Linked DNA regions of Homo sapiens: region 1 is linked to region 2. A link is an interaction called in ENCODE POLR2A ChIA-PET data of the cell type or tissue named here. Cell type or tissue: CD4-positive, alpha-beta T cell. All regions are shown on one strand. Region 1 overlaps KLF12 (KLF transcription factor 12). Region 2 overlaps KLF12 (KLF transcription factor 12).

Region 1 (5,000 bases), 330 kb after region 2:
AGTAGGAAGAAACCTAGGGAAATAGGAATAAGGATTCAAGAAAGTAGCAAAGTTTAGTGGGGATCTTTCACAAGATTATTCCAATATTAATACAAAAAAGAAAGGGCAAAAAGATTCCACACATGATAAATAAGATCGGACAGACTGAAAAATCTCTCCATGAGGTTAAACAGATTCCCTTCATGAGATACTATGTTTTCATTAATTCTGTAAATTTCAAAGGCTGAATGAAATAAGGGTCTAGCACTGCTGAAGCTTGCGTAAGTATCCCACTCATGGTCAGAGGAAAATAAAGACAGTAATCCTTTGACAGATTAAATGTTTCAAACCTCAAAAATTAATGCATTCAAATGCTTCAAAGGAATATGTTTATTGATGAGTAAATATGGTTATGGGGATAGAGGACAAAGATAATTCATAATAGCTTGATCTAAGGCCATTCTGTGCTAAAACAGGAGTAACGAAACTAAGACAAGTATAAAACTCATTCCAACTTCCGTACAAACATGTAACAGGCCCCAGTGGGAAAATGGAATTTAACATGTGTGCGTGCATGTTTCTGTGTGTGTGTGTACACTCTGCTTTTGTAATGGTTTGACTGATTTTTGATATTTCGCTAAAATGTAATGAATCAGGATTATACAAATATCTTGGTCCTTGACTACGACAACCCATAAAAGCTACCAAGCTCCCATTTCTTAAAAGCACAAATTGATTAATTAATACAAAGGGATAACAGCAGTATGTGACTGAATTTAAGTTTTTCCCTTAGAATTCCTTGAGGAAAGCATACATTTCTCTACTCAACATAATATTTATGTGTTCAATCAAGACTAAAATTGTAAAAATTGGGCAATGGATCTAGTTTTGGCAAATTAGGCAGGTCCTCACAGCAATTGCTGTGTGGGTTGAAAGAAGAGTGGGAGAGCATTCAATTCATTAAACACTCCTACAGCATTCTATCTTTACTAACAATCTTGCAGAGAATTCTGCATCTATTCTTATTGCTACCAACAATATACAATATTCTTTAATACATAATATTTCATTTCTATGCCTGCTGGCAAAGCTGCAAAAAACAAAAAGAATGATATGGTCAATAAATAATTTCTCCAGTCAGAATATTAATACAAACTTTCTTATACCTTGCCCTTAGATGAATGATTCAATGCCCAGGAATATAAACTACCTTGTAAAAGTATCAGTGAGAGAGAAAAACTCTGCACACTGAAGAGGAATGAAAAGGAAGCTACCCAGAAACAAGACCCCTACTCCACACACTGACCACAACCGCCCCACCCTCTTCCTTCACTAGCACTGTCATTTGAGATGTCCCATTCCTCATCTGTAAAATGGGATAATAAAAATGCCTGCCTTGCAACACCCCAGTGGCAACAAACACACCCCGCACCCAGATCTTGGTTTCTAATACCATTTGTCAATAAGAGGAACGAGGGCTCTGTGATGAAATGAATGATTCCAGGACTGAGGCAGGAGATATATAAGATGGTGTATGGGTATGAGTATGGCACATCTTGAAAGTACCAGAAAGTAGAGAAGTACAATTAAAAAAAAATGTTTGACATACAATAAGGGAGATATGTCAGAGAGATACAAAAGTCAACTAAAAGAGTTACCAATGGCAAGCTGGGCATGGTGGCTCACGTCTGTAATCCCAGCACTTTGGGAGGCCAAGGCAGGTGAATCACGAGGTCAGGAGATCGAGACCATCCTGACCAACATGGTGAAACCCCGTCTCTACTAAAATACAAAAAATTTGCCAGATGTAGTGGCGGGCGCCTGTAGTCCCAGCTGCTCGGGAGGCTGAGGCAAGGGATTCGCTTGAACCCGGGAGGCAGAGGTTGCGGTAAGCCAAGATCACGCCACTGCACTCCAGCCTGGGTGACAAAGTGAAACTCCATCTCAAAAACAGAAAGTCTCAAAAAAAAAAAAAAAGTTACCAATGGCCAAAGCTAAAACAAATTGGGCAACAAAATAAAGTTGTACTGGATTATAATCCACAATATAAAATAAATATCCATGAATCCACACTGATATAAAAATGATGTGATAGGTAGGTAGATAGATAAGGGGGATGAGACAAATCTCCTAAGCAGAATAATTCCAAATAATTTATGTGTATACTTCACACCCAAGGAGGTGGAGTATAATTCCTTACTTCTGAAGTGTGGGGTCCACACAGTGGCTTCCTTCCAAGAGAACAGTAATAAAGACCATAATCCTTTATTACGGAAAAGAACAACTTTACAGTGGAGAAAGCTGACAACCCCTATTTCAGCCAGGTAATCAATGTCAGTATGGAGATGATAAGTCATTTTGACAGTATGTACCCTTGATGTGATGTAATGAGAACGGCACTTTACCTATGTGGTCCTCCTCCCAAAACTCATCACCCTAGACTTAACATGAGAGGGCATCAGACGAATCTCGACTGAGAGACACTCTACAAAATACCCGACGAGCACACCTCAAACTGCCAAGGTCATCGAACACAAGGAAAGTCTGAACAATTGTCACAGCCAAGAGGAGTCAGATGTGATCACAAAACCTAATGTGGTATGCTAGACAGGATCCTGGAACTCAAAAGGGACTGCAGATGAAAACTGAGGAGATCTGAATAAAGTACAGTAGGTTCTCAGATAACATCATTTTGTTCAGCATCATTTGATTACAGCATTGACGAAAATGAAAAAAAAAAAAAAATAGATCCCCAGCCCAAGCCACTGTCTGTGTGGAGTTTGCATGTTCTCCCACGTATTTGCATGGGTTTCTCCAGGTAGTCCAGCGAGCTCCCACACTCCAAAGCTGTGCCCATTAGGGAAGCTGGCATGTCTGCATGGTCCCAGATTGAGTGTGCGTGTGTGTCACCTGCAATGGGAGGGCATCCTGTCCAGGGCTGTTCCTGCCCTGCGCTCCAAGCTGCCAGGATGGGCTCTGGCCACCGCCCTGAACTGGAATAACTGAGTAATTATCTTATTGATTTTTATTAATCTTTCTGAAATGTATGTATAGCTCCTATTTATTTCAGTGGTTAATATTAGAAGTGTTTTGTTCCTTATTTAGAAGCTGGGTGATATTTCTGTAACCAGAAATTTGCCATAGGAACTTAACTCTTGTTCCTATCAATCAGTCTATAGTAAATTTGGCATGTTTAGACGTTGTTTCACTTAAACTCTGGGTTTCTAAGAACTATCTGTGACTTAAATGAGGACTTACTATATGAACTTTTATTTAATGTATCAATATTGGTTCACTAATCGAAACAAAGATCCCATACCAACCTACGATATTAGCAACACGGGAAACTGGGCATCAGGTATACAGGAACTTTCTTTGCCATCTTCTCAATTTTCCTGCAAATCCACAACTCCAAAAAATAAAGTTTATTTTTAAAAATTCCTGCCTTGCCTTCCATACAAGGTTAAATTTTTCAGAAGTTTATGGAAACACATAGTTTGTTAAAAGGCTACACCACTTAAAAATTTAAAATAAATTTAAAAATAAATATTATAGGCTTTCATTTTTTTCACTTTTTTGAAAAAGGAAAGCATTCCATTTCACTTCAGAGGGTTCTTTCCAAAGAATTTTTCCATCCAGGAAAAAAGAAGAAAGGAAAAGAAAAAAGACTGAACAACTATGTCACTGGGTGGGACCCTTGGAGAGGATACTAGAAAAAAGAGAGTTACTGTAAGAGATTACAATCAGAAGTGAATCATATAAGATTATTAGTTTCTTAACTGTAGTTGTGACAGTTTGCATAAATACACTGCAACCACTCTAAGAAGGAATGTTTCATTATAACTAACATAAATGATCATTACTTAGACAAATGTTATGATTTTTTTAACCACAGATACTTTCATTTGATATTACTACTGTGTCCTATAAAGGCAAAGAATATTTTGCATTTTCCTTACTATACCATATAAGACTTAAAATACCAAATTATATATCTTAAATTTTATTTTTTATCTCTTCACTATCATTGATTCTCCTATAAATTATTGACTTTAATATTCATTGTTTTCTTAGGAAAGAACTACTGAAAAACAGGAAAAAAATCAAGAAATTAACATATATATTGGTTTTTAAACCACAGCATTATGAAATCTAAATGGTATATAATGCAACTGGATGTATATTTATCTTCCGAGAATCCTCTCCAACCAGTCCTCCTCTATGCCAGAGAAATGCCACTTAGTCTACATGCTTGGGTAAGGATGTCCCCTCCCCTCCACATCAGCAGTGGTCATATGACCCAAGCCTAACAGCTGTGAGGATTTGCCCCTTAGTCACCTTGATTGATTTAGGAAATAGGTGACCAGGCCAAGTGTTAAATTATCAGAAAAGTGCTTGCTTTAAAAAGCCAGGCCAGGCGCGGTGGCTCACCCCTATAATCCCAGCATTTTGGGAGGCCGAGGCAGGCAGATCACGAGGTCAGGAGATGGAGAGCATCCTGGCTAACACGGCGAAACCCCGTCTCTACTAAAAATACAAAAAAAAAAAATTAGCCAGGCGTGGTGGCGGGGGCTTGTAGTCCCAGCTACTCGGGAGGCTGAGGTAGGAGAATGGAGTGAACCCGGGAGGCAGAGCTTGCAGTGAGCCGAGATCCAGCCACTGCATTCCAGCCTGGGCGACATAATGAGACTCCATCTCAAATAAAAAAAAAAAAAAACTTTATGATGGAAATTTGAGGCAACCAGCAGCTGTATTGCTGCCACATTTTGATAGCCTAAGATAAAGCAAACAGAGGCAAAAATAAATAAAGTAACCAAGAAGTGAATAGAGAGAGTACTAAGGATACTAGTCAAATTGCCACATGCAGCAGTTCTTAAACACGGCTTCACCTCTTACGTGTCCCATTCCATAAACGCTTTTTTGATTAAACAAGTTTCAGTTAGTGTATCATTTAAGATTAGGTTTGGCTGCAAGTGTCAGCAAACTTAAAAGGACAGTGGCTTAGACATTACTGAAGTTTC
Region 2 (5,000 bases):
CCACTAGTCAAAAGATTACGACTCTAAAGGCTCAGATGACTGTTAGTACTTGTGAGCAATGAAGTGCTTTTTAATTATGTACTTTTTTTAGACAATGCTATTGCACACTTGAGTATAGTGTAAACACAACTTTTAAATGTAATAGGGAAACAAAAAAATTGTGTGACTTCCTTTCTTGTGATATTTACTTTATTGGGATGTCGGGAACTGAACCCACAGGATCTTTGAGGTACGCCTGTATTAAGAGAAGTCCATTCACAGGATATGTTCCCTCAATTTGTGGTATGAAAACTTAAAAAGACACAGTGATCAGTTGGAGTGTATCTACAAAGACACGGCTGAGAAAACTGGAGGTGTTTGATTTGGAGAATTAAGATGTTAGTTGGTTCATGACAGTGTTGAGAGGAACACCGGGGCCAGTGAGTGAAAATTATAGCATTATCATTAGAGCCATTCTGTTCAACCAGAAGGTTCCAAGACCTAAACAGCACCGTAAGAGGCTACTGGACATTGTAAGAGAGGAGAACTCTGTCTTCAGATTGTGTTGCAGAAGAATATGCGGCCACTCAGAGCATTTAAGGAGAGTTGGTTAAACTACTAATGTGGGAACAATAGTCAGCCAGAAGTGCCAAAGAGATAATAACAGCTACAACCATCTGGTTGTTAATAACAAATTTTTTAAAATACACATAAGTATGCAGAAAACTGCACAGCAGTGACTTGCTCTCTGCGAAATATGACACGCAAGGGGTTCCCCGAATTAGGAAACACTAGACTGTAACATATAAAGTCCATTCTGACCCTTAGAGTCTGTGATTTCATTGTATTAATAGCCAAGCTAATCAATTCTGCTTCAGCATAGCATTCAAGGTTCAGATTGTTTTGAATTACAATGCATAAATGATGTCTCCTCTGCTCTCATGGTGTATGTTAGAATCTGTAAGATGCAATCCTATACTGCCATGGAGTTAAATCCTTTAATAGTACCTGATTAAAAATTTTCCTCTCTTTCACTGTTCATCACTTGGGTAAGAGGAGTGGAGGTGTCTGTGTGAAAATGAGGCTAATATGTATTCCAGAAAACTCAAAGAGAATAGGAATAACTCAAAATATGTGATGATTCATTGTAGAAAGTCATTTTTTTAAAAACAGAAATGCTCCTATAAAGTCAGTAATATGGTCTAATCATACTTCCTGCCATGATCTGTGTTCACTATCTACTGGTAGGATGGAATATACTTACTCAATTTCCATGTCTTCACACTCATTCTTTGCCTTAATGATAAAGGAACTGACTTAAAAATAGAGCCTAAGAAACAGATAAAAACCTCTCTTTGGGAAGCTCAGAATCGTAGAAAAGGAAGAATCTAGAATAAGTAGAAAAGAGAGGCTGGGTGCAGTGGCTCACACCTGTAATCCCAGAACTCTGAAAGGCCAAGGTGGAAGGACCACTTGAGCCCAGGAGTTCAAGACCAGCCTGGCCAACATAGTGAGACCCTGTCTCTAATTAAGTAGGAAAGGGAAAAGAACAGGGAGCAGAGAGAGAACATGGGCTAAATGGAAAATGATGCTAATTTCAATTATTTTGATACCTAAGCTGGGAGGCAGTTTACAGAGTACAGTTCTTTTCACATGTCTGAGATGGGAATCTGTTACATGTGAAGCTTCCAGTCAGTGGCAGATGCTGTCAAGGAAAGACGCTGGACTGGACTTGCTTGCTGTGAGCCATGTTTTACCGGGAATGTGTGAATGAATTTCCCTGCTCTATCGGCTTCTTTGGGCTTCACGCAGTCCAGTCACCACTCTTCTTAGAAGAAGTGGTGGAACTGTGGGGCCCTCTTCCTATCTTCAGTCTCTTGCCAGGGCCTTGCACTGGAGGCATCCTGGAGGAACTGGAAGCTCAGGAAGCCAGAGGATGCCAGCTGAGGGACACAGAAGGCAGAGGATGGGGTGGGCAGGGGCTAAGTGCAGAGTCACCAGTTCATTTCCTAGATGGATGGGGGAACAGTGGCAAAGGCAGTGAGTCAATTGTGGTATCAATTTCCTTTTCTGTAAACTGTCAATACTAAAACTCCTCTCCCTATATAAAAAAAATACCAGTGTGAATCAACTGGAGTTATGCCTGAATGTTTGTAAAAACTTCCCACAATGCTACGTATCTGTCATTTTTTATTTTTCAGTTGTTTACCTATTTGCTATTTGGGAGAGAGTTTTGAGGAGAGCAAAAAGCATAATCTAAAGGAATGGATAAAATACTAACTTTAAGAGAGAGAATAATTGTGTTCAGCTTCTTCTTTGATGTGCCACGTGGACATTTTTTAAAACTGATAGCCTATATAATGATTAAGTGGTGATGCTGACTGTGAGAAAGACTACTAGATCACTATGTTCCCAACATTTTAAAAGCTCAAATACTTCACTGGTTTCTCAAGTTTCTCTCTTTCTCAAGAGAGAGAGAATACATTCCGCCTAGAAGGAGGGAACTGGACTTGAGAGGTACACAGGATGAATGAGTACGAAAGGCTCCCGAGGTAAGTGGCCGGCGCTTTATGGACTCTCACTGGCTCACAGGTGAGAAGCCCTGCAGAGCGGTACCTGTATGTGTCCTCCGGTGAGCCTTCAGGTGAGAACTTTTTGTGTACACTTTGTTGCATCCCTCAAAATCACATCTGTGGATACGCCGTTTTCTGGAGTCTGGGGATTCAGACCGTCTCTGGCGTCTTGTGCTCTCAATACTAAATGGTGAAATTGAACTGGAAAAAGAAAAAGTGGAGTTACACGGTGAGATGCACACCGCCCCATTTTGGTTCTGGTGGCATGGGAACATTGTCTCAGACACTACAGCTTCACAGACTCAAGGCCACCATGACCACAGTTCTTGCTACCACTATCTTGGGCAGATCTCACTTTTCGAAACCTGAAAGGCAGGCAGCATGAGTTATTTCCGGCAAAACACTCCAAGGGAGAGAAAGACATGCTTCAAACAACAATAACAAAAACTGAAAGTAAATGAAAGCAGTGGTAGGTGAGTATTTCCTCATTATCAGAAGAAACAATCTGGTAGGGGTAAATTACCATCTCACAGTTTTGAATTTCTGAATATCCTGATAGAGAATATTTTAAGAAGGCTTGCTATAGACAAATGACAAAATGATACATTTAATAAGTAACAAGAGGGTCTGCACTGCATGTGACAACATAGAAACTCCTGTAAAATCACAAGGTACATTTCTAAACAAGGGAGTCAGGCTGAAAGAAATGACATCAGTAACATGAATCATGACAAGCTATTTCTGTTTGGTGAAACGCACCTGACATTTAACTTTTCTAGTTGGAGTTTCTTTGTGGTGAGGAATAACGTGCATTGTCTTTAAAGATTAGCTGTACCACCATTATAAAAAAAAGTTTTAACTAAGAAATTTGGCCCTAACTTGCATATTGTTTAATCTGAATGCCCCAGTAGAAAAACAGGATTAGTTTATAATGTCAGGTAATTGACTAACATGTACTTAAAAAAATCTTAATCTCTTTTGATTGAGACAGAAATAATATGACTCATCTTTTTTAGTACCATGACATTCTTTAAAATTACAGTGAGATATGATAAAAAAGCAGTCACTCATATTTCTACTCTACAAAATGTACTACAGTTAATATTTTGACATATTTTCTTCCAGCTTGTTCACATTTTGATGCTTTTAAAAATTAGTTTTTATTGGTAAATCACCTCTTTTAAAAGTTGAACATTACTGATAAAGATCAATTCCCCCCTTGTTTTCCACCATTATCCTGGTCCTTTCTCCTCCTTCCAGGGAAGAGCCTCTATCCTGAGTTTTCTTTACCTCTTTCCAATTCTTTTAAATTATGTCTACCTATACAAATCTGCATTTACAGACATTCATTTTTTTTGTGTGTTTTTTAAGTCATATGAATAATATCATGCTGTTTATATCATTCTGCAAATTGTTTTATTCCTTTTTTTAATTCAACATTTAACATTTGAGATTCATCCATGTCGATATAAATGCCATAATTCATTTATTTGAAGTGCTATATACTTATAACTTACCAATTTTAAGATCTATTTTTAAAATATTTTAACCATCTCCAAAATCAGAATGCTTCTTAAAATTGATGGCTTATTACAGTTTTACTGGCATAACTTTTTTTATTAGTGGTACATAAAGTAACGGTGCATTTTACAATTGAAGACATTTTAACTTAGATCGGGGGTCAGTGAACTTTTGCTGTAAAGGGCTAGATAGTAAATATTTTATTTCAACACCGAGGGCCACACAGTCTTATGTTGTAGCTAATCAATTCTGCAACTGTATCATGAAAGCAGCTATAGATTATATATAAACAAATGAATGTCGTTATGTTCCAATGAAACTTTGTTTACAGAAACAGTGGGCTGGCCAGGCACAGTGGCTCAAGCCTGTAATCCCAGCACTTTGGGAAGCTGAGGCAGGAGAACTGCTTGAGCCCAAGAATCTGAGACCAACCTAGGCAAGAAGGAGAGACCCTATCTCTACAAAACAAATAAACAAACCAAAAAACAGTGGGCTGTATTCTGTCCTTGAGCTGTAGCTTGCCAACTATGGAATTAGATGAAACATGGCAGGAGTCCAGTGAATATTCATTGCCATTTCCCAAGTGACGGACATATAGACTACTTGTAATTTGCACTTTCATATTGCTCCAGTGAATTTTTTCTGAAAGTCTCTTTCTGCACACGTGTCTTCAGATTTCAGTGTACCTTCTCCCTTTTACTAATAAATTAGGCAAACAAAGCTTTCTGTTAGGTAAGGTCAAATATAAACAACATTTATCTACCTGTGTCTCAAACAGTTTTATGCAAGATCTACCACAGTAGAATGAAAGAACATATGTTATGTATGGCCAAGCCACTTTTTTCAGCTTTCTTATCAATGTGGATCTGTGGTTTTCCACATAATTGACTCACAGTTGCAGGGATCGGAGTCTATCGTGAAAGGAGT

The links. Peaks named below come from ENCODE experiments on the same cell type or tissue, not always from the same donor. Only the 100,000 strongest peaks of a DNase experiment are listed, where the experiment ranks them.
Region 1: POLR2A ChIA-PET joins it to region 2 with 6 read pairs; 2 of 35 experiments call an interaction of 5 or more read pairs at or near these places.

Annotation. Positions count from the first base shown.
Region 1 is chr13:74,042,920-74,047,919 of GRCh38, forward strand. The region is part of intron 1 of KLF12 (KLF transcription factor 12); the gene reads right to left. Among named protein-coding and RNA genes, the nearest start is that of KLF12, 89 kb to the right of the region's middle. In CD4-positive, alpha-beta T cell, no CTCF peak of the experiment used is centred here; no DNase peak of the experiment used is centred here.
Region 2 is chr13:73,712,773-73,717,772 of GRCh38, forward strand. It overlaps KLF12 (KLF transcription factor 12), which reads right to left. Exons shown (of 8, transcript NM_001400136.1): 7 at 2,596-2,753. Among named protein-coding and RNA genes, the nearest start is that of LINC00393, 53 kb to the left of the region's middle. RefSeq lists an enhancer at 2,157-3,356. In CD4-positive, alpha-beta T cell, no CTCF peak of the experiment used is centred here; DNase peaks (open chromatin) are centred at 2,909, 3,279 and 4,969; H3K4me3 peaks cover 1,199 bases; H3K27ac peaks cover 4,138 bases.